2 separate regions of the Homo sapiens genome follow, and region 2 is linked to region 1. The links are chromatin loops, found by intact Hi-C in ENCODE. Cell type or tissue: Caco-2. All regions are shown on one strand. Each heading gives the region's core, and the rest is flanking DNA. Links, peaks and the distances in the headings are about the cores only.

Evidence for each region. Hi-C counts contacts between places; a loop is a spot of excess contacts. Peaks named below come from ENCODE experiments on the same cell type or tissue, not always from the same donor. Only the 100,000 strongest peaks of a DNase experiment are listed, where the experiment ranks them.
Region 2: a loop joins it to region 1, with 14 times the contacts of the local background. A loop is called at or near these places in 2 of 110 quality-filtered maps.

What each region holds. Positions count from the first base shown.
Region 1 is chr3:188,743,817-188,749,942 of GRCh38, forward strand. All of the region lies in intron 8 of LPP (LIM domain containing preferred translocation partner in lipoma), which reads left to right. Among named protein-coding and RNA genes, the nearest start is that of MIR28, 58 kb to the left of the region's middle. In Caco-2, for the core only: no CTCF peak of the experiment used is centred there; a DNase peak (open chromatin) is centred at 2,735.
Region 2 is chr3:188,080,410-188,086,535 of GRCh38, forward strand. No RefSeq gene overlaps it. Among named protein-coding and RNA genes, the nearest start is that of LPP-AS2, 71 kb to the right of the region's middle. In Caco-2, for the core only: no CTCF peak of the experiment used is centred there; a DNase peak (open chromatin) is centred at 2,892.

The DNA of each region.
Region 1 (6,126 bases), core at 546-5,545:
GTGGTAAGAGGCCAGTTTTCCCATCCTCATTTACTCTAAATTTGATTCATAGATTATTGAGCCTCAGATATCTGTTTGCCATCTGGTCTGGTCAGTCTGGTTTGGCATGCGTCTTCTTTCTCTTTAGAGTTTGATGACGTTTTAGGCTGTGAGGGGCATTTGCATTGTAGTAGAAATTGGATGATGTCAGACTTGCTTTATCACACTTTCTCAATAATCTCTTTTGGTGAGTTTGATATTCTACTTACAGCTGCTAAAGCTCCTTATAACCATACGCACAAACATACACTTCCATATAGTCATACATACTCACAAACATATATACACAGCCATTTACTTACACACGTGTACACAAAGGTGTATATCCACACACTTACATGCACAATGAGAGATGCATAGTAAGAATTTTTCCACTACCCCTAGTTTAACTGGAAGCTGTAGAAAATCTGAACTTTATTATATTGATCTCTGGGATCATCCACAAAATTGCCCAAAATGGGAATGCGGAAGCTGTTTCTTACCTTTCATTTTCTCCACATCCAATGTGTCCTCTTCAACTGTGTATTTTGAAACAACCTTTGAATCTGTCCCCTTCCCGCAACTGCACTGCCAACTGCTGATATCATTTTTTGCAAACAAGTGTAATGAAAAGAGCATATTCTTTAACATCAAGCAAACTAAGGTGCAAATTTTAGCTCTGCATGTATTCATTGTGCTATCTTGGACAAGTTATTTAACTATCCTGAGCCTCCTTGTCTTAATGTGCAGATAGAAGAAGATAATGCCTACCTGATAGGTGGCATAGGAAAAGGTCAAAAACATTATTTTCTACTCCCATTGCTCCCCTTGCCTGAAACATTATAATGGCCAAACAACTGGCCTCCCAACCTCCTTTCCCCTCTTCAGTTTTTCCTCTACATTATAGCTAGAGATTTTGCTAAAATGTATATATGGTCATCCCATTTTTTACTTGAAACTGGTATCTTCCTGCCTATAAAACACATTTTGTTTCTTAGTCTCACATAGGAAATCCTTTTTAGTCTGTCTTGGGCCCAGGACTCCAGTCCGATTTTCCTCCCATTCCTACCTGCCCTCTTGGTTTTGAATGTTCCACACAACTTCATTCCTTTCTCTGTTAATTGGCTTTTCCTTTACTTAGAATGCTTTCCCCCTTCCTGCTTTTTAGGGAGAACAGGGTAAACTGTTCTCCCTATCCTTCATTGAGTCTCCTTTCTTTTTTCTAAAGTTTTTTCTTATCAGCATCCCTCCCCCAATTTGAGCTCATTTTCTAGAAAGAATTAATAGCTTTCTTATATGACTCTCAAGATATTTCTGTGTGGTTCTCTAACAGCCTTCATTTATTTTATATGGTAATTATAGATGTCCATTTGTTCTAGGGAAGGCAGGTGTCAGGTCTTACTCATCTTTATATTCCTGGTTTGACATACAGTGCCTGATGTCTAGTAAGCACTTGATATCTGTTTATTTTAATGTTTATGCCCTACATTATCTATCACAAGTATTAAAGATTGATAGGTGCTCTGTAAATGTTAAATTGAGTTAATTATTTTCAATCTTACAGGAAGTTACATAAGTCATTCCTGTATTCATTTGTGAATTTTCGACATCCTATATTAAGAGTTGCACTTAGAATGTGAGTTCCATGAGGGCAACAGCACTTCTGTCTTACTGCTCTGTCTGCTATGTTGGCCCATAATTAACCACTCAGTAAGCCTTTTGTGAAAACAACCTCAATGAGTCTTCTACCTCAAGTCTTTTGAATAGGAATGGATTTAAAGCTGACCCCTAATACATCTTTCAAACTTTAAGTCAGTAAATTTTTTACAAACTTTTTTAAGTTGATAAATCCCTCAGAAATTATTCTGAGGAAGCTGATGGGATAGAAATGAAACAGACTAAGGGGCTCCAGGCAATCACCACTCCCCTTCGTTCTCCTTCCTCTGTTGGTGGGGATCAATAGAGCAGGATCCTCAAAACTGTGGAGTTCTTTGGAGCATACTTTGAAAGCCTCTAATTCTATTCCACGCTCTAATTTCCAAAAGAGGGAACTGAGGCCCGTGGTGGTTAAATGCCCTTTCCGAGGTTACACAGCTATACATGGTAGAGCCGACCCATGTCTTCTGACTCTCATCCCGTTGCACTTACAACTAGCCTGCATGTTCCCCTTTTCCCATATCGCATGGATAGCATCTTACGCATCTAAGTTTTTTTCTTTAATAATGATCTTCTCTTTTCTTTAAGAGACACCATCACTCCGAGTTGTACCACTTGCACCAGGCTAAATTATTCCTCAGTGTTTACCCCTTTCAGATATTTATAGACCATCATTATGGCACTCCCTAGTCACCTGTCAGCTTCCTAATATGTACATATATGGTTTCTTTAATCTTTCTGTACAGTCGGCTTCTCTAGTCCCTTAATCATTTGTACCATTCTCTCTCTAATGCCTATAAGGGAACTGTTTAAATATAGTCCATATGGGAAAAGTAACCTCAACATGTTGTAACAGGGGGCAGAAAAACACGCTGAATAGATGAAAGGAACAATCTACAGGTTAATTAGTAGTATGGCCACAAATATGTGCACAGTTTTGTTTCAGAAATAAAGCAAGCTGTATTTGTTGTAACTATCTCTTCTTTGAACTTAACAGAATGCTGATAATGCCAAGCTGTGTTTACAGTCCAAATTTTTGCTGAAGACCTTCAACTTTGCACTCTCCCTGTGTGGTATCTCTTGCCCAAGACAGAACTTCAAATAAAATCACATAGCTGATGCAAGAAACCGTTACTGAGCGTATCCATTTTTATGCAGTTTCTGTGGACTTACATGGTTTCTGGGAGCTCCCTATAAGCCTTAGTAAGGGAAAGCTCTTGACTTATCTCACTAGTTATTAGGGATTTGGATATATGTTTACTAAATGTGATAATCTAAGTATGGAAACTACATTAGTACAAGAGGAATCACCCAGAAATACTCTACTGGCATAAATAAAACATTACCTATTGCCCAGTTTTCTCATTTGTTTCATTTTGTAACTTTTATAATGTGTCAATAAGTTTGAAGTCTTGAAGGGCTGCCCAGAAACCACCACAGAGTGGATTTTCCTTACCCTCAATCTGCCTTCATCAAAATTTAGTTTGTGTGTTTATCCTATAAAATTTATCTCATAATAAAAACTGAAGACTAGGACGGTCCTTAGAAAAACACTTGATTCGGTGTATTTATTTTATAAAAGGGAGTCACAGAGAGAAAATGTGGCCAGCTCAGGTACATGGCTTCCTAGGCAATGTTCCATTTCGCAAAACTTTCATTGGTCCAGAAAGTGTACCTTCATTCCCAACCAAATCCTTCCTATAATGCTTTCCATGCCTTTCTTCTGTGGCTCTCTCTGATGATCTCACAGGTCTATAAGCTCTTACAGGTAGAAATATGATTTCTTGCTGTGTTCTTATTATAAAGCATTGCCATGCAACTGAGAAGTAATGAGAGCCAGTGGATTTTATTAGAATGGAATTTTAACTTTTCTACTTTAAAACCCAGTGATTCTGCTAGTCTGGAGGTAGCAAAGAAGGATGACTATTTTCTCTCTCACACAAAGTAAGATTCTGAAGGGGCTTATTCTCTGAATGAAAAACGAGAGGAGAAAAGTAAGAACCTTCTAATGTTTTATTCAAATGTTAACAAAGAAATTTGAGAAGCATGTTTCCTTAAAATTGACACCATTTTTATCCCAAACATTCTGGTAAGTGATAGCAGATGACTGTGCAAGCTTCTATGGAGAGAGAGAGAGGAATTTTTCCAGGAGCATAGTCCCAGTGGGAAGTATTACCTAAAAGTAATACACTAATCACTTTCAATCTTGCATATTTCCACATACTGTGTGCACACATATGTGTATTAATAACTGTTCCCTAGACGTCACTTCAGCGCTCAGACAGCTTAGTGTTGCTATGCGAATGCTGGAGATGGAATCAGATGCAGACTACAGTTTAGCAATGAGAATTCTTCAGAGATACAAGAATGGAAATGGCCTTAGGTCCTGCCTCATGGGTCTCCCTCTGAGCTCCAGTGTAACATCGGGTGTCAAGTATTTGTGGCCCCATCTGCCCACTCCACTGAGAATCTAAATGGCATTGCCAGTATTTGTGAGGTACTCATATCTTAAAAGTCAGTGTACTCAAATCAGTCTTGCATTCTACCTTGTGGATTTTGCATGGAAATTTTTTAGAATGTCATTGCTGATGGAAGCCCCAGATATATAAGTACATCTGCTCCATCGTACTGGTGATTTTTATAGATATTCATAAGAAAATTTATTTTACAGCAGTTTATTTTAGAGGAATTCTTTGCATTTTATTTGTATGTGTGTATACTTATTTTACTGGCAGGATACACACACATGTATATACACACACACACATACATATATACACATACATACATATATATATGAATGTATGTTTGTATCCTGTCAGTAATACTTTGAGGTACCTAGGGCTGAGATTACTATTTCTCTTCCACCTATGGCTCAAATGGGTAAAATAGCTTACTCAAAGTCACAGTTCATACATGTGGTGCAGCTTGAATCAAAACTCAATTCTTCTATCCACAGATTTACCACTACTTGAGTAGTCTGTGGTGTTTAAAAAAAATAATAAACAACAGGCCGGGCACAGCGGCTCACACCTGTAATCCCAGCACTTTGGGAGGCTGAGGCAGGTGGATCACAAGGTCAGGAGTTTGAGATCAGCCTGGCTAACATAGTGAAACCCCGTTTCTACTAAAAATACAAAAAATTAGCTGGGCATGGTGACGTGCGCCTGTAATCCCAGCTACTCGGGAGGCTGAGGCAGGAGAATCACTTGAACCCGGGAGGCAGAGGTTGCTGTGAGCCAAGATTGTGCCGTTGCACTCCAGCTTGGGCAACAAGAGCAAAACTCTGTCTCAAAGTAATAATAATAATAAGACGAAGAAGTAACAAAGCCAAACTGGAAAGTTTCTGTTAAATGAATGTTCTAGATAATACCAACGTATAAAGCAATCATTTTATACCAGCTATGGTCAAACAGGGACCAGAGCCTTGACTTTTTTTTGCCTCAACACAGCTCTGCAGAACCCACTCAGTACCCCATGTCCTACTGCCATTCCTTTGGTTTCCAGAACATTGAGATGTACAAATCCAAAACACCACAGTGTTTCAGAGAGAAATGGCATGACTCTACTGGTTGCAATTGTAATGGAGTTCACCTTGTTCTGGAGTCATACAGAAGCCATGTTGTAGACTTAGTGTCCCACGCAATACTCCTAATTACAATGAAAATCTACTGTTAGGTAGAAGGAGAAATTCCTCACAATCAGGCAACAGCGCCTACTAGTGGGAAGAAACTGATACTTGAGGTAGGGCACCTGGGAGATAGCTCTGTGCATCTTGAGAGAGTGCTACACTGAGAGCCCAAAGGCTCTCAGGTCTCATCTCTCCTGACAGCTTGCTATGACATCTTAATCAATGAATTGCCTCTCTCTTACCCTTTGTTATAGAGTCTGTAAATGAAGAGTTTGGAATGGCTACTTTCTAAATTTTCTACACGTCCTATGACCCTTGAAATCCTCTTAACAATGTATTATGGATACTTTGCTACTAAACGGTAAAACAGAATCCCGAGTAAGATGAATTGGCTTCCTAAGGAAGTAGTGTCAGGGGAGAATAGCACCATCTTTGGGGCCAGTTCCATTTATGCAGGTAATATGGTATGGTCCAGCTCAAAGATCACTGGACTGGGCTGAGTTGCAACTCTGCTACCTACTTCTCAAGTCATGTACAAGGTCATTCCTATGTTAACTCATGTGTTGGGAAGATGATAATTGTCTCATTTAGCTTTTAGTTATTATAAGATTCATATGAGAATATAGAAATTATGAAGTTTTATGTGAATCTGCAAATTTATTTTCAGTCTTTATATATCACAATTTTAATTTAGGCTAATTATAATTTTTATTTTCCCCTTTTTGTTCTATATTCTAAATTCGTATCTCCCATGGAGGCAGGTACTGTATGGACAAAATCTTTTATTAGTCACATATTGTTTTCATCCATTTTGTGCTGCT
Region 2 (6,126 bases), core at 434-5,433, 660 kb before region 1:
TATTACATTCTGGAAAAGGCAAAACTATGAAAGCACTAAAAATATCAGGTGTTCAGGGGAGAGAGGAAGGGATAAATTGGTGGAGTACAGGGGACTTTTAAGGCAGTGAAACTATTCTGTGTCTATAATAGTGGATGCTATAATGGTGGGTACATGTCATTACACATTTATCAAAACCTGTAGAATATTCAACACAAAGAGTAAACCATAATGTAAACTATAGACTTGAATTAATAACACTGCAACAATATTGACTCATCAACTGTAACAAATATACCACATTAATCCAAAAAGTTAATAATAGGGGAGGCTGGGGAGAGAGGTAGGACAAGGAAGTGTATGAGAAATCTATACTTTCTGCTCAATTTTTCTGTAAAACTAAAATTGCTCAAAAAATAAAGTATGTTAATTAAAAATTCTAATGATTGATAAAATATATGGTGACAAAAACTGTGGTTTTAGTGACATAGTTTTAAAAATTGTATTTGATTTATCACAACAGTATCCGCAATACACTTGAGAAAACAAGTATATATGAGTAAAATATGTCTATTTTTTGCAGTCTCTAGACAACCTTGAGCGCATATATGGAGCTCTTACAAACTCCACAGACCTGAAAGAATACAGTTTAGGAATCATTGCTGAAGGCTTCATAGACTTCTCTTGATTTAATGAATGAAACATCTCCTTAGAAGATCGGGAGTATACTAGCAGCAGGTCAGTGTTGCTGGTGTCAAATCTCTCTTTCTTGACGCCAGGGGACTCTAATACCTTTCTCACTGCAGAGAAGGGAGGACAAAATGAGAGGTTTTATGTAAAAGCATCTTACAGAGTGCCTAGTACACTGTAGCTGCTCAGTAAATATTAACCAAATCTGAATCCGGTGTTGTAAAGGAGATCAATTATCAGGTGCCGGATTGGACTGACTGACATCCAATGTCTCCCCCTGGGATCTGTGACTCATGCCCCACCCCCTTTTAATGCTTTGGAAACTCATTTTTGTTATGAGCTCAAAGCTTTGTCAACATAAGACTGAGTATGGGAAATAGCTGCAAATAGCAGGAGAAATTTTAGGTGACACCCTATCTCACCCACTTTCCTGTTCTCCCTCATATCTCATTTTCTCATGTGCACCTAAAATCTGAGACTCAAAGGAAAAACTTCAGTGGAATTCAATACATCTCAGTGTTTAAGAAGAAAGTAAAATTTGTCCTCCATAGTGATATAGTAGCAGAAAAATTATAGAAAGACACTCCAAAATTACAGTGTTCTGGAGGAATAAAATAGATGCCTCTTATAGATAACAAAGCTCTCATTGCATTTATTCACTGGCAGTATTTATTCATTTAGCTCCAACTGTGTGTGAGGCACTGACAATGCTGGGTATGGGGCTGGCTGGCACTATTTGATAAAAATGTCCTTTCCATCCTGATCCTTGTAACCTTGAGTACATAGGGATCCAACCATTCCCATCTGCTCTACTGTGGTCCGGGAGCCTCTGCCTCCCCCATTTGTTGGGCAAATCACCAATCCTACCTTTGTAATGGTGAAAGGCCGAGAAACAAAGCTCCATGAGAAAATATTTTAAAACTGGGGAGTTTTAATCAGTCATAAGAAAACCCAGCAAAGACATAATCCTTTATTTTGCAAATCTGAAGGACTATTATAGGGAAGGGGGTTTTCATAACTTTTTGGTGTAGAATCAAGAACAAGAATTACAAATCAGTTCTGGAAGCTGCTGGGAAACTGATGTCATCTCAGCCAAAGGGAGGATTTTTTAACAGTGAGATGTTTCCAGATATGAAACAGACTCTGTCAGTAGCTGGTGAGTTCCCCATTATTGCAGATGTTCAGAGGTCAGATGGTCAACAGACAAGAGTTTGTAGATGAGAATATTTCAGCAAACTTGGAAACAGGGACACTGATCTTTATGACTTTACTTTCACTACAAATCTGTGTCTATGAGCATTGGCTGTATCCATTGACGTCTGCATTACGGATCAGACCTCACAGCTGTGTCTATACATCATTTAGAGTTTGCAAAGTGATTTTCTTTACATGTTCTCATTAACTCCTCAGGACAACCTTTTGAGAAAAATAGTTCAATGATCATTATCCTATTTTATAGTTGAAAAATCTAAGAATAGAAAAGAAGGAAAATCAATGATAAAGCCAAAGGAAATGACCAATCTATGACGGGGCTTCACTCTTCCCACCAGGGAGTCAGAGACCAAGAATATTCATCATATTTTTAGAATGAAGAGATAAAAAATATCATATTCCAGAAAGGGGAGATAAGTTTTTCAAGGGAGTAAAAAGCTGTCACTAACATCCAAGATGAGCATGATGTTTTCTTTGTAGCTCAAAGAGCAGGAATTTGTGAGTCTTTGAAATCAACAAACTTACTACTAATGGGTCAGTGTCTTCTCACTCACAGAAGTCTCCTGAGTGAGATCAGGGTGAGCATTGACCAGGTGTGAGGAAGACAAGCCATTGCTTGCAAAATGGGAAAAAAAATCCAGGAGAGAGAGTGTGTCAGTCTAGGGATAATGTTGAACAGAGAACATCCCAGAGGGTGACCAGAAAATCAAGGACCACTTGTCTCTTTCCATAAGAATTTTTTGCATCTGGAAATGAGGTACAGTGATCCCTCAAAGAAGGTACAGATTGAGCAAACAGAGAACTTCTAAAGGCTGATGAAGGGATTAAGTCTTCTTTAATGATCATGTTGTGTTTGTCTCCAAGGTCTTTCATCTGTAGATCTCAGAAGGTTTTGCAAACATCAATTAAATGTTACTACATTCCTTTGGAGTAAATATTATTACATGCATTTGGCAGATAAGAAAACAGAATCTAAGAGGCTTGCCTAGGGGCTACCCTGCAAGATTCTAGGAGGCCAATCATCTCAAACATGAGCTGCGCAGAGCTCTGGGCCTCACAAGGAAGAAAAGACTGAGAATCTGAGAGTGTTATTTCCAGGCTCTGAGAAAGAAAGATTGCTGAAGGAATGTTCTCTACACTGGTCCACAAGTTTCTGGAGAATTGGGGAGGGCTTTTGCCTTATCAAAAAGATTGAGTCCCAAAATCACAGGACCCAGAGATTAGACTTCATGAATCACTCCTCAGTCCCCTAGTTAGATGTCATCTCTCCTCTTCCAAGCTGTCAAAAGCCATTGTTGTAATTTCTCTTATATTCTACCTTGGGTTATAATTATTTGTGTTGGTGTCTGGTTTTTTTCATGAGCCTTCAAACAAGATTTACACTGTCCATTATGTTTGGAATAGAATAAAACATCATAAAAATGTGTTTTGAATTTGAAGTAGAGTTTGTGGGGGGAAAAGCAGTAGACAACTTCTGTAAGGTGCAAGGACCAAAGTTGATAATTTTGTCCTACCCAGAGACAACAATAAGGCCATCCTAGAACTCATATTTGAAGGTCAATAAAGGCACTTCTGGGTTTTCCTAACTGCCAAAATCTCAATTTTTACACTAAATAGTAAAGTTCAGTTGGGATATCCAAGCCTGGTTAAAATTTAGTAAAGGAGTCTCATAGAAAGCCACATGGGTAAGTATATTTTGTAATAACAGATCTTTATATGAGCATCATATCTTATAACTTTACAAAGCATTTTTACAAGCACTTTCAAATTTGATCCTATTAAGACACCATGAGGTGGGCAATAGAGACGTTATTATCTCATTTTATTGATGAGTTTCATCAAGGTTAAGTGACCTGCCCTGGGTCACATAGCTATCAAATAAGAGAAATGAAGCAGAAATCAAGAAATGTGGAGGAAGAGAAGAATGACCATTCTCTATATTCCATAACCTCCTTTCCGTTTCCAGCCTTCCAGAACTGGACTGTTCCTTGTGCTTTCTTCTTTGTCCGGTTCTGTTGCTTGCAACTGATGCACCAGTGGCGAACCCAGCAGAGTTCACACTAAACCTCTTTTGGTCTTGCTGAGTCCTCATCACCCTGTGGCAGTACCTGTTCAGCTAGAAATGCAGAGCTCACCTGAACCCAATTTGACTTTCAAGGAAGAATTTAGTGGCAGGTGCAATTTTGCTAGTTTACAAACCCACTTCGAGTGAGACAGAAAAGAAGAAGATCCCCATAAAAGCTGTCATTTGAAAACCCATTTTCAAATGCAGTTGTCCAAGCCCAAGGTGGAGAGATGGGAGACTTTTTGATTCCAGCTCCAGTGCCACCAACCAATTACGGACCTCTGTTGTCATTCCCCAGATATTTAATGAGCACGTAGTACATGTTGAATATTGTGCTAGGTGCCAAGGACACAGAAATGAATAAAATTTGTTTCCTGTTCTGAAATAAACAAGATAGACAAGCAAGCAGATAAAAACATTACAATGTAATTTGTGCTTTATGGAGTTGAAACACTGCAGTAGGAACCAGCAGAGGAGGTATCTAGTCTGAGAAGTCTTCCTGGAGCCAAAGAGTATTTCAAGAGCGGGGCCTTCTGAGCGCAGGGCTCTGATCAGTTGCATGATCTGCTCACTCATGAAACTGCTCTTGCCTACAAACTTCCTCTGTGTTGCCCTGTTTCTCTCTTGAGGGGAGCACCAACACAAGTGGGTACAACAGGGTGGTGCAGAAATTGAGACATTCTGAGACTTAGCAGTGACCTGCAGCTGCCAGCCAGGAAAACCCATGAGGCAGGATAACAGCTGAGTGAGGCGGCGACCAGCCACTGCTGGAAGAGGTACTAGGGGCAGGGACAAGCTGAAGCTCCGGACTGCCAGTGACTGCAAGAGCTGCAGTGGGCCTCCACGTGGTGGGAGGGAGTGATTGTTTTCAGAACAGCAGCAAACTTTTCCCAAAGGCCCAAGGCCCAGCTTCAGTAAAGCTGTAAAGAGGCTTTACTCACTTCTAATTTCTCCATTACGTTCAATTCCCATAACCAGAGGTAAACAGCATTTCTTGCAAAGTGGGTACTACTAATCCAAATATATAAAGATGCTTTCCATACTTCTAAAACATCACGCTTTATGCAAGGGAAACTTTTAGCTGAAAGACTCCACTGGCAGCAAAAACAAAGACAAAATTAGTCCTGCAGGTGGGTGAGGATGTGGGCATGGGCTACACTCTCAACAGTGCCATCTGCAGCTTTCAGTGACTCCCCCAAAATCACCATCATTGCACCCTCAAGCCTCTACCTGCTTCTCGGACACTGCCTCTACTAAAACAGGAAGCATTGGCTACTTGACATTTGCATGGCAATAATTCGGAGGCTGGCCAATTCACTCTCTGTTATTCCACAGTGAGCTTTCCAAGCCAAGCCTTTGGACCAATCAGCTTTATATTTTTCAATTCGTTAGCATGCCATGAAGAACTACAGATTAAACATCAACAATCTTTCCCCCCTCCTTAATAACCCTAATATTCTAGCTATCTATGAAGATAATTAACCTTCTTAAAGAAAAGTGCCCTAGGAAGCTTACCTTGACACAACAGACAATTATCTTTGTTTAATCGCTTTCTTTAAAAAAATTCTAATATTAGTGTTTAGCTTAGTCCTCCTGTACAGGACAGTGATGGCTGCTCCCTACGACACTCTCCCCAACCTCAAATCTCATATGACGGTCATTATCGTCCCCAGCATGCTTTCAGGAAGTTGCTTTATTCTTGCTACTTGGCAATCAGACTTGAGCCAGAGACCTGCCAGGCAGCAAACTGCTAACAAGCCTCCAAGGCAGATCAGATTTTCCTGTCCAGTATCGTGATGAGGGAAGAAGACAAATGACCTGGCCAAGGTCTTGGAGCAAGGTGAACACCCTCTGTTTACTCCAGTATCTGACCCATCCAGCCGCACTCCCAAATATATTGCATTGCTCATGAATTGCCTCCACGTTATTTGCTGAGTGTCCACTATGTGTTGCCCCTCTCTGCTAAACCCCAGATGTTCAGACATTAAGATGAGGGAAGAAGACTGCAGCCAGTTCACTGATCAGGGTCTGATTCAACTAACCATGATGCTGAAAGTGATTCTTTTGCTTATTGCATCAGGACATACCTAGCATATATTTGTGTCAGGTCCTTTAGAGACTTGCTTGAATCTCACCTTTCCTAAGAGCACCCACAAACTCACCCCATGGGAATTAAGCTC